2 separate regions of the Homo sapiens genome follow, and region 2 is linked to region 1. A link is a loop called in an ENCODE intact Hi-C map of the cell type or tissue named here. Cell type or tissue: Caco-2. All regions are shown on one strand. Each heading gives the region's core, and the rest is flanking DNA. Links, peaks and the distances in the headings are about the cores only. Region 1 overlaps NIPBL-DT (NIPBL divergent transcript). Region 2 has its middle 3.3 kb from the start of SLC1A3.

Region 1 (5,390 bases), core at 283-5,282:
TTCCCATGGATGCCTTTTTTCATCTTGGCCTATTCTGATCCTTTAAGAACAAGCTTTGTCCTTTCATTAATACTTCTCACCTATAATTACGAATTTTCTCTAAACTTGTAGATTTTATTATCCATGCCATCTATTTATAATCCTATGACACTCCTATATTGTTTATGGTTTTTTTGTTTTTTTTTGTTTTTTTTTTTAGACGAAGTCTTGCTCTGTCACCCAGGCTGGAGTGCAGTGGTGCAATCTCGGCTCACTGCAAGCTCCGCCTCCCGGTTCACGCCATGCTTCTGCCTCAGCCTCCCCAGTACCTGGGACTACAGGCGCCCACCACCACGCCCGGCTAATTTTTTGTACTTTTAGTAGAGATGGGGTTTCACCGTGTTAGCCAGGATGGTCTCCATCTCCTGACCTCGTGATCCCCCGGCCTCGGCCTCCCAAAGTGTTGGGATTACAGGCGTGAGCCACTGTGCCTGGCCTTACTGTTTATGTTTTCATGCATCTATACCTTATGTTACTAAATCAAAGTGACCAGTTCCACATTATACTACAAGTTTCACTGTGTAATGCATAAGAATTACACAGAGGGAAGGGCCTCAAAAAATGCACTTCTGAAGTATTTTAATGTAAAATTATTTAAGACCATAAAGTTTCATGAAAGCCTAATCTTTCTGGAACCTACACATACTCTGCATGTGAACCAGAGTTAAACTAGTCAAGTATTTTAATACTGAACTAATCTGGAAAAACATCATTTAAAAAATTACTGTATTTATGAAGGAAGAATATAAAATCTGTTAAAAACTTAAAACATCTAAAATAGGTATGAAGAGAGGCTTATGGTGCTCATTTTAACAGCATTCTTGAGTAGGTTACCTTGCAGTCAAAGCATCTGCTCCAGACCAGTGTTTTAAACTGTGGATTATGGTACCACTATGGGTCATGAAATTAATTTATTGCATTATGACTAGCATTTTTTATTTAAAATAGAGAAAAGAATAGAAAATAAAAGCGTACATCACAGATGGTAAGGGTATGTGTTTTTAAGTAAACATTTGTTCATGTGTATATGTGTTAGATTACCTTGTAAAACATATTCCTTATTGTGGGTTACAGGCCAAAAAAAGTGTTTGTTTTTGTTTTTAAAAATCTACAGTTCAGATTTTCCTTAGAAAATGGGGAAAAAAGGAATGTTAGAAAGATCTGACTGCCTATGAACTAGTGAAGGATTTTAGAGGAAGTACCAGGCTATTTTAGAGATCTGATACTGGTTTCAGAAAGGTAATCTTAAGGCAAAGGGTAGGAAATAAAGTTATGTTGTTAGTAGAAATGTCAAATACGGTTAAAGTTGTGAGGAGGAATTATTTTCCTAGTGGACCTACATTTGTTGTGTGTAGATCTGTGACTATTACTGATCTGTTGTAGCACATTTTCCAATCTAAAATGTCCGATACAGCACAATAATAAACATGGGGCAGAATATATGTTTGTTTCTATTTCTTCCCACCTTCCCTTCAATCTTAAAACAAGTGTTTATTAATAAGTCAGACCAAAGCAAATTTCTATCTTTCACAGAGTAATTATCATAGGAACAAATTACTCCCTGAAAATGGTGGAAACTTCTTTCTCCCTCCGAAAAATAAACTTTCAATAAGTGTTTTCTCTCTAGCCAAAGTAAATAAGTTCTTAAATAGGTAACTCTCATTTGCCATCCAACTCATTCTATATATTTAAATAAATGTACTTACACTTGTGTATAGGATTTAAAAGGGGGAAACTTAAGAAGGAAGAAATTGTGTATAGAATTTAAAAAGGAGGCATTATATTGCATGAGTAGAATGAAAAGTATCTAACCAGAAAGCAAATAAGTTAAGGATTATATTATACTGAAATATTTTAATACAATTTAAATATTTCATTACTCTTTCACTTTATTTGCTATTTGTAGATTTCAGTATTGTAATGTTGGCAAGTCTATTTAAGACGGCATTAATAAAAATTTTGTTTTTCAGGCATGTGATACCAAGTCCCTTTCCATTATAGATAAGTAAGGCCTAGGTTGGTTAAAACCTTAGCTAAACACAAAATTTGCTAGAGAATCAACATATAAGAAGCTCTAACTCCAAGCTTATTCACCCCAGATATTTCACCAATGTTAACACATACCCTATTGAACTAAGAAAGGAATTATATTACTAACCAGCAGAGGGAGCCAAGTCAATCATGAAAGGTAGGAGTATAAAGGAACATCATATGACTTCCTGTTTTGAATTTAACTGTATGGCCCCTGCTCACTTTTTGAGTTTACCAAAAAGACAGTCATAAGGAGAGAAAGGCGACCAATGTATCAAATAAGGATACAGTGACAATTATAACTTAGAATTACCTTGCAGGAAATAAATTGGAAGAAAAATTGAATGCAGAACTATACAAGTGAAATGTCTCAGTATTATAACCCAAGATGGAAAAACCATGGAAAACAGTACCTTAATGCCATGATGAATTGCTAGCCAAATGTAACAGTGAATATTTCTTAATAATTCCATTTTCACTTAAAGTTGAAATTAGGCCATAAATAGACACATTTTAAAACTATAAAGTTGTACATCAAATTTATGTGCATTTAATCTAAGAAATAAGGGATAAAATTTAATAAAAAATTATTACAGTGAATTAATAAGGACATGATTTTTCAGCTTAAAATTAGAGAACAGAATTGTTTCCACTACTGTTTATAAACACAACAAATAAAGTAATATCTGTTTTGTGAGAGATGTTTGGAGGAATCTAGTAGCTAAGTGATTATGTCAGTTTATTTAATTTTGTCTAAGAACTTCAAAATGCCTGATAGAATGGGTGCATATTGAATGAATAGATGTGATCTATATATTATTTGAAGTAAAAGTATAAGAGCTGAGCGTTAGCTAACTGCATCAAAATAAATGTAAAGACCCAAACATTTTTAGTTGAATAACCAAATGAATTAGCTAGTCTAGCCCCTTACTCGTTTCAAGGTTTGTGGAAACATACCATATATACTTTTACTCATGTGTTTATTCCTTTCAAAAATATACTTCTTAAGCACTATCTCCATAGGACGTGGAGCATATCTTCATTATGAAGTAGACAAACTTCTTAAATTTTATTGAAAGATTTAATTTCATTGATATATGAACAATCATACAAATTCAGTATGCCACCAGTGATTTCAAGAAAGTGATACTTAGAAGCAAATCATTTATGGGACTAGACTGCCTTTGTAGGACTAACAAATTAGGCACAAGATTAGAAATTATAGTTTAATAGTCATGCAGCTGGAGGCTACACGATTCTGACCCTCCCTAACCTGCTCCTAAGATCAGTGCTTGAGATATTCTGCAGACCCTGCACTTGATGGATCAGCTGGCACCACCCAGATCAATAAACTGGCTCATCTGATCTTGTGGCCACCACCCAGGAACTGATTCAGAGCAAGAGGACTGCTTCAATTCCCTATGATTTCATCTCCAACCCAACCAATCAGCACACTCTATTCACTTGCCTTCCCCCACCCACCAAATTATCCTTAAAAACTGATCCCCAAATGCTCCAGGAGACTGATTTGAGTTATAATAAAACTCCGATCTCCAGCCAAAAAATAAAAAATAAAAAGCAAATTATTTGATTTTGAGTACTAGAAAGTAGACTTTAAACTTTTTGAAGGGTATATTCTTTTATAATGCTATATTATACTGGCATTATTTTATAAATTGGCATTTGGTGTCAAGTCAGTTAATCACAGCGATAATATCCAAGATGTACAGCTCATCAGTCCTAGAGACATTTTTTTTTGTTTGTTTAAGACAGAGTCTCTGTCACCCAGGCTGGAGTGCTGCAGTGGTGCGATCTCGCCTGCCTCGGCCTCCCAAAGTGCTGAGATTACAGGCGTGAGCCACTGCGCCCAGCCTAGAGACATTTTAATGCCAAAAAACCCTCAATGCCACCAGTATTACTACTTCTAATTATTTGTTTCCTTTACACACGAGTTGTGATGAATATGGGCTATTAGAATTGCATAAACAGCCTAAGCTTTTAAATGTTTCCACTCATGAAAAATAGCTATTATGAACTTTTAAACATTAAATTAATAAAGTGCAATAGCTTTACCATGAACTATTCCTTATTGATAAACATAGTAATGGGTTAACTCATGTCAAAGTCCAATAAAAACTAGTAACTTTGTCACCAAAGTCAACATTTCAGCATCTATGATATGTAGTATAGGTATTTCTGTTTTATCTAGTTTTCATTTAATAATCTAAAAGATTCTGGCCGGGCACGGTAGCTCACGCCTGTAATCCCAGCACTTTGAGAGGCCGAGGGAGGCAGATCACGAAGTCAGGAGATAGAGACCATCCTGGCTAACATGGTGAAACCCCGTCTCTACTAAAAATACAAAAAATTAGCCGGGCGTGGTGGTGGGCGCCTGTAGTCCCAGCTACTAGGGAGGCTGAGGCAGGAGAATGGCGTGAACCCGAAAGGTGGAGCTTGCAGTGAGCCGAGATTGCACCACTGCACTCCAGCCTGGGCGACAGAGTGAAACTCCGTCTCAAAAAAATAAATAAATAATAAATAAATAAACTCAAAAACCAAACAAAGGCTGGTGAGAAAATAGCTCATTTCTTGTCTTATTCCAGAGTAAGGAGTGGTGACAGATTAGGAAAAGCATCAAAAAAGTGGCTTCCAGTGAACAAAATCAGGAAGTTTGAGTAAAGAATTTCTCTTTTGCTAAAAACTTAAATATAAAAGTTTAGTCAGGAATTTGTACCCACACATGTATACTGCTTTTAACATTTTTCTCTAGACATTTGAAATATTTTATTTTCTCTTTAAAAAAGCAGCACCAAAACCTAAATTTAATAGTAATGTTTCTGATTTATCAGCTTCTTTCCATCTTACACTGTTGAATTCTGTACTGCTTCTAAAGCACCTACAATTAACTCTACAAGAACTGCACAATTAACACTCGGCATTGCCTTCTTCCTAATTCTAACATCGACATTCATCAGCTTTCTCCAATACAGTCAGATGATTCCTTATAATCATATCTAGCCAAATGATGTAACTTTTGCTTGATGTATGGGAAAATAGCTTACATTATGAATTTAGAAGAGCTATAGTAGTATTTGACAATATAGATGGAAAAGTATTTTTAATTTAAAGAACATATTGCACATCTTTCAGAATTTCTGTAAAAACTTTTGAATGTCCATTTTGGCTAGGAGCTTAGAAATGATCATGCTTAAGTTTAATTTTGTGTTTACATTAAATCTTTTGGATTTTCATTCTGTATACAATATTGCTGTAAAACATCATAGTTGTGAAATCTGGCTCTTTAGGAGATGCTTACCATA
Region 2 (5,390 bases), core at 285-5,284, 270 kb after region 1:
AGACTGGAATTTTTGCCAAACTAGAAAATGAAAAGCATTTTAAGACCAAGAGTGCAAAGTACACTTGAGATTTGGTGATTCAAAAGATAGGTTGCTGTTCAGATGTCTCCATTTTAAAGGATGCTAAATGTTCTCCCTACCACACACAACTTTTTTAGAGCTAAAAAATTCTCATTGCCTTGAGAAGGTAACTTGAGCTTCTAGTCCACTTTTCTTAAAAGAAAAATAAATTGTGAAAATAGATATTAGAAAATAAAAAAAAATTTTTTTGAGGTGACTTATTCCCAAAACTTAAATCTTCTTTAGAAGGAAGAAAATGGTTCATTAGAAACAAAAATTTATACCAGAATCACAGCCTGAGGTTTGGATTCTTGTTCACTGAATTTAATATTCCCCATGCAAAATATGCTCAATTCTTGGTCTATTATTCAACAAGAAAGTATGTCTTTTTTCCCCTCAATACAAATCTCTGGAGATCATAAAGAAATATCTCCTTTCACCCTCAACTGTATGTCCTTTTAAACAGCTACTGGTTGGAAAGCAATGGTGAATCATGTCAATGCTTTAAAATTACAAATCAGCAGCAATTATAACAGCTTTCTAACATGCTATCATTTTAAGAACTTACTGAAAGTACATGCTTTTGACATTCCCAGCCCTCAGTGACCCTTCCCTTCCTCTGATCTCCTAGGTCACTGAGCATCTATACTACATTGTTTAGCACTTAATTATACCATGTTTTGTACTGCATCCTTCTTTTTAAGCTCATGTTAAGTTTTGGTTTCTCAACTAAATTATAAGTTCTTTGAGGGCAAGAACTTGTCTTATACCTAATACAGAGTCAATATTAAGTAACTCTTTTTAAGTGGGTGGAATAATATTAGGATGTGAAACAAAACGCTTTTCAATCTTTTGTGTTAAAACACAATTACTAGTTTTTACATTGGTGCCTCTGGTTTAGGTGCATGGAGCCATTTCTCAATGCCATGACTACTTTTAAAAGCATTTATTTACTATACCAGGTCCTATCTGAGCCATGAGTTTAGGATTAATTTGCACACCCCCCCCCCCCACCGCTTTTTTTTTTTGGTGGAAATGACTTTGACTTGTATTGCAAGGGAACTCGAAAGAGAAATCTGATTTTAAATGGGGTTTCAAGCCCAGTGGCATTTCCATTTTTTGTTTTTATTTTTGTTAATAGGCAAGAAAAAGGGCTGGAAAACCACACTTTGGTTAGCATAGAGATGGGAAGACCCTGGTGCCCTTTCTTTTTCACTTTTTTTTTCCTCTCTAATCCCTAAAGCTTGGTTAAAAACCATTTCATTATTTCAGTTTGTGTAGACATTATGGGAGTCTGGTATTCTGTTGAGAAGGGAAGTAATTCACCACTGAAAGTTTTGTTGGCTGTAATAAAACCTAATGAGAAAATGAGATGCAAAGAGTCTCAGTTCAGAGTTCATCCAATTTTAGTCTGGAGGGAAACATTGGGAATTACTTCTTTAAGCACCACTTTCTCTTTCTGGAAAGCTATAGCAAAAGTCATGCCTGGGGGCCTCCTGGGTTTCCTCAACGCGTATTTCTACCTTTTCCCCTCTACTTTATAGTTAAGTCCCTTGAGCTTTAAAACATCTTTTTTTTTCCTTCTAGAAACACTAAATAAATGAAAGATCAAGAAATTATGAACAAGTCTCTGTATGCTGTATTTCATTTAAAGCTACTCAGGGTGGGAGACACAGAAGCTGGGGGATCATATTAATGTTAGTATTATCAAATGAAAAAAACACAAACACCAGCAGCAAATGCTGTTCCTGCTGAAAAAATCTGTCAAGATCTTTCTGTGAACATTGTGTGATGAAGTATGTTATCAGTAAATTCTTTCTTTGGGAAAAAATGTCAGTATAACAAGAAATAACCAAATCCAACCTGTCCTTAAAGGGAGCATTTATTGGTTTGAAGAACAAGAGATTACGGTAATAAGCACGTGCTGATCTTAGCATGGTACAGGCCAGTCAAACTTCACCATTCAAAATTAGGAAATTTTGGTTAATTGGATTTTTTTTTGAGCAACAAAATGGATTAGAAAACCTTTTAATCTTTTTTCAATATTTTCCAAGTTGATTTTTAATTTAATGATGGTTTTAAAATCATTCCTTGTTTAAATAGCTTGCATTTTAGGATCATCATGAATGTCAATTCTCCTCCTAGAATTTGGAAATTGTAGAATGCTAAGACAATGAACAGGACCTGACTTAACCCCAGAGTGTAACAGTGGATGTGTTAGAGGCAGTAGGTGTAGAAGAACTTGTGGTAGTTGTCTTCCATTTTGTTTTGATTTTTTTTTCTTCTTAAATATGAATGTAAAAAGCAGAACAACAAAAAAACCTGTGGTGAAGTCTGGTTAGTTGAATTTTTAAATAACTAGGTTTTATTTTAAAGTTATAGTCATATGAAACCTAAAAACATCCAACTACAGAGAGGTGAACTAAAATTAACTTTATCACATTCATTTATTCTTTCAACAAACATTGAGCAACCACTGTGTTCCAAATACCAGTTTCTTTCCTCAAGGAGTCCATAAACGCATCGTAATTATTAAGCAGTGGGCCAGGACAGGGCCCAACAGAAGGTTATGAGATCGCTGTGTGCTGAGGCCTATTTACCAGTTAGTATGTCAAAAAGACTGGTAGCAACTTAAGAGAAGGGGCTGTGCCTGGATCCACATTGTGTACACTGTTTCTAGCAGGTGCCTGCCCATAGCAGCCATCGTGTGGCATGGCAGGGAGCCAGTAGTGGTTCCTGCTGGAGAACAGGCCAGTAGGGGCCGAATTTACAACTTGAACTCCACTCCTAGTCAATGGGGAGCCAGCCACAGGATTTAAGCAGGGAAGTAATTTTCGTTTTAGGTAAAATGCAAAGCCTTGAAGTGACTAAGACTTGGGTTAGGAAGTCAAGGGGCAGGAGGAGCATTTACAAACTAGGTGAGTTCACATTCACACTGAAAAATACTGACCATTTGAGAATATCAAGGCCCTTGAAGGGGTCGGCTGACACTGAGCCAAGGCTGCCTCCTGTAGGTGGAGTGTGCACTCTCCAGCCCACTTGTCCTGCTCACTTCACTCAAGTTAGTTATCAGCATGTGGCTCTAGCAAGTTCTTCTGTTTTGACCTCTGATGGGGTTTCAGAAGAGGACTGAGCAAGGGCAGAAGCCTAGGGAACACCAACACAAAGGTGAAGACCAGCAAGAGGAACCCCCCCAAATAGATTCCCACGTGGCAAGAAATTACACCAACTGTTATTTTTCTCACAAGTGATCCAACAGGTGGACATAATGATGCCTTAAAAAACAACATGTTTTCTCCATTCTAAAGCTAAAGAGGGTCTGCTTTTTAATGAAGGCTTCACACATGTTATTGTTATCAATTATTATTTATATTGAAAAGTGACATTTTCCCCAGTTGCTCAACATGAGTCAAGACTTTGTAGAACCAAGAATATCCGTTTAGCTGGAAAAGATTATGTAGGTTGATTGGAATTGAAGCCTTCAGCAGACATGTTTACAGGGCTTTATAGTTTTTTAAGTACTTCTACACACATTATCTAATTTAATCTTCGTGATAATACTTTGAGGTCTATTCTACTCTATTATTACTGGTCCTGTAGACCCAGATGTTGGAGATCAGTAGGGATTGAGTAATATGCTGGGGATCATAGTCAGCGCTAAGACAAGAGTTCTTCATGTTGATTTCTCATCTTTTCCCAAAAGAAGCCCCCAGGAGTTTTTTTAAAGACAGATAGAAAAGAAAGGAAAGAACATTAAAAGGAAGGCCTACAATCTGTTATTTCTTCTGGGGAGTCAACTCTAATCTCCTCCCACTCCCCAAATCCAACGGGCTTGGTTGCCTTTCCTATGTGCTCCCAAGGCCCCCTGGGTTTAAATCTCCAGAGTCATTACCACTTTGTGCTGCAATTCTCCCTGTCTAGACTGCAGGGTCTTTGAGGGCAGGGCCTGTATGGATAACTACTGCATACTTAGGAACCAGAACGGAAGGTGCTCAGAAAAGAGTTGCTGCACCAATAAACAGATGCAACACAGTCACAAACACAAGAGGGTTCATCAGTCCATTTCCAATTCTAAGACTTGGAGAAAGGAAGTCAGTAAACATCAAACTTAAAAGGAAAAAAAAAAGCCAATGAGTTCCTTCTTCAATCATTACAATGTAAAATAAATCCAAGTGTGGCTGCTCTAATTGAATGGGGGGTGGGTGGGATTCAGAGCCTACCTCAGTGTCCCCCTTTTCTTGCCCCCAGGTAGCTCCCTGGGTGAGGCACCTCCTTAATGTGTGGATTCTACACATCACAGTTGGGAAGCGAGGATGAATGAGGAAGTCAAGTCAGTTTGTGCCATAATTCCTTAGTGCCAAGTTCAGGTTTCAAACCTGGATCTCTGGGCTCCTGGTCCCATTATGTGTGCAGTCACTAAGCCACATGCTCTCCTTTCCCAGTTCTGAATGTCATCCGTAAAACTAGGTTAGACTAGATTGTTTTTCTCAAATCGCTTTCCTGATTCTAAATCATGTCATGCCAATAACGGGCTTGCCATATCCACTTTGGTCTGTTTAGTTAAGGACACAAATTTTTATATACACTCAGTGATTAATGGCTTCTCATTAGGATTTCCCTGCCACAAATTAAACACAAACATAATACAGTACCAAAGGAAGCTTATTGAGGGGCATGGGTTTTATGAAGCACAGTGATGACATGAATCTTTTATAACTGTTTGCTGGTATAGAATCATAATTACAGCAATCAAGACAGATACACATCTTTTGTAAGGAAAAAAGTAATTATAATTTAAAAGCACACAGCTCAAAGTTGCCATCACAGAAACGACTATTATAGCAACTATTTCGCATTTGGACATTTTTTTGGCAGGAGGTCTGGGTATTGTTTATTGTAAGTCAGAAACAGGCACTGAGAAAATATGCAAATTTTTAAAGCAACAGAAAATGCAGTTTTGGGTTGAGAAAACAGGGTGAACGGTGGAAACTGGGCCTTGAGCACAAATCAACCTTAGTGGCTGAAATAACTTTTGGACATTGGATGCAATCATAGTAATCTGGGGGTAAGGTTAGAATAAAGTTAGTTTAAGCGTTAAAACATACATTCAAGATTTGGGCTGTGCTCCTGAGTCAAATTCTATCTTCTGTGAATGTCGTGCCTATGGATTGATTCTAAGCTGAAAGACCAGGGAAGAAAGCCTTCAGAATGCTTAACAATCCCCTTTTCCTTGGCCAGGCAGGGAATTCCCATTGCCTTATGAGGCAGTTCATTTTTGAGTCATAGAAGAAGCAAATGCAAGCCTCCTTCCTCATCCCACTGCCTCCCCA

The links. Peaks named below come from ENCODE experiments on the same cell type or tissue, not always from the same donor. Only the 100,000 strongest peaks of a DNase experiment are listed, where the experiment ranks them.
Region 2: a loop joins it to region 1, with 3 times the contacts of the local background. A loop is called at or near these places in 2 of 110 quality-filtered maps.

What each region holds. Positions count from the first base shown.
Region 1 is chr5:36,867,452-36,872,841 of GRCh38, reverse strand. NIPBL-DT (NIPBL divergent transcript) reads left to right here. Exons shown (of 1, transcript NR_046262.1): 1 at 1-1,481. Among named protein-coding and RNA genes, the nearest start is that of NIPBL-DT, 6.5 kb to the left of the region's middle. In Caco-2, for the core only: a CTCF peak has its summit at 2,200 (motif pointing right); no DNase peak of the experiment used is centred there.
Region 2 is chr5:36,600,589-36,605,978 of GRCh38, reverse strand. It overlaps a transcript of SLC1A3 not described here. Among named protein-coding and RNA genes, the nearest start is that of SLC1A3, 3.3 kb to the left of the region's middle. In Caco-2, for the core only: a CTCF peak has its summit at 3,056; no DNase peak of the experiment used is centred there; H3K4me3 peaks cover 199 bases.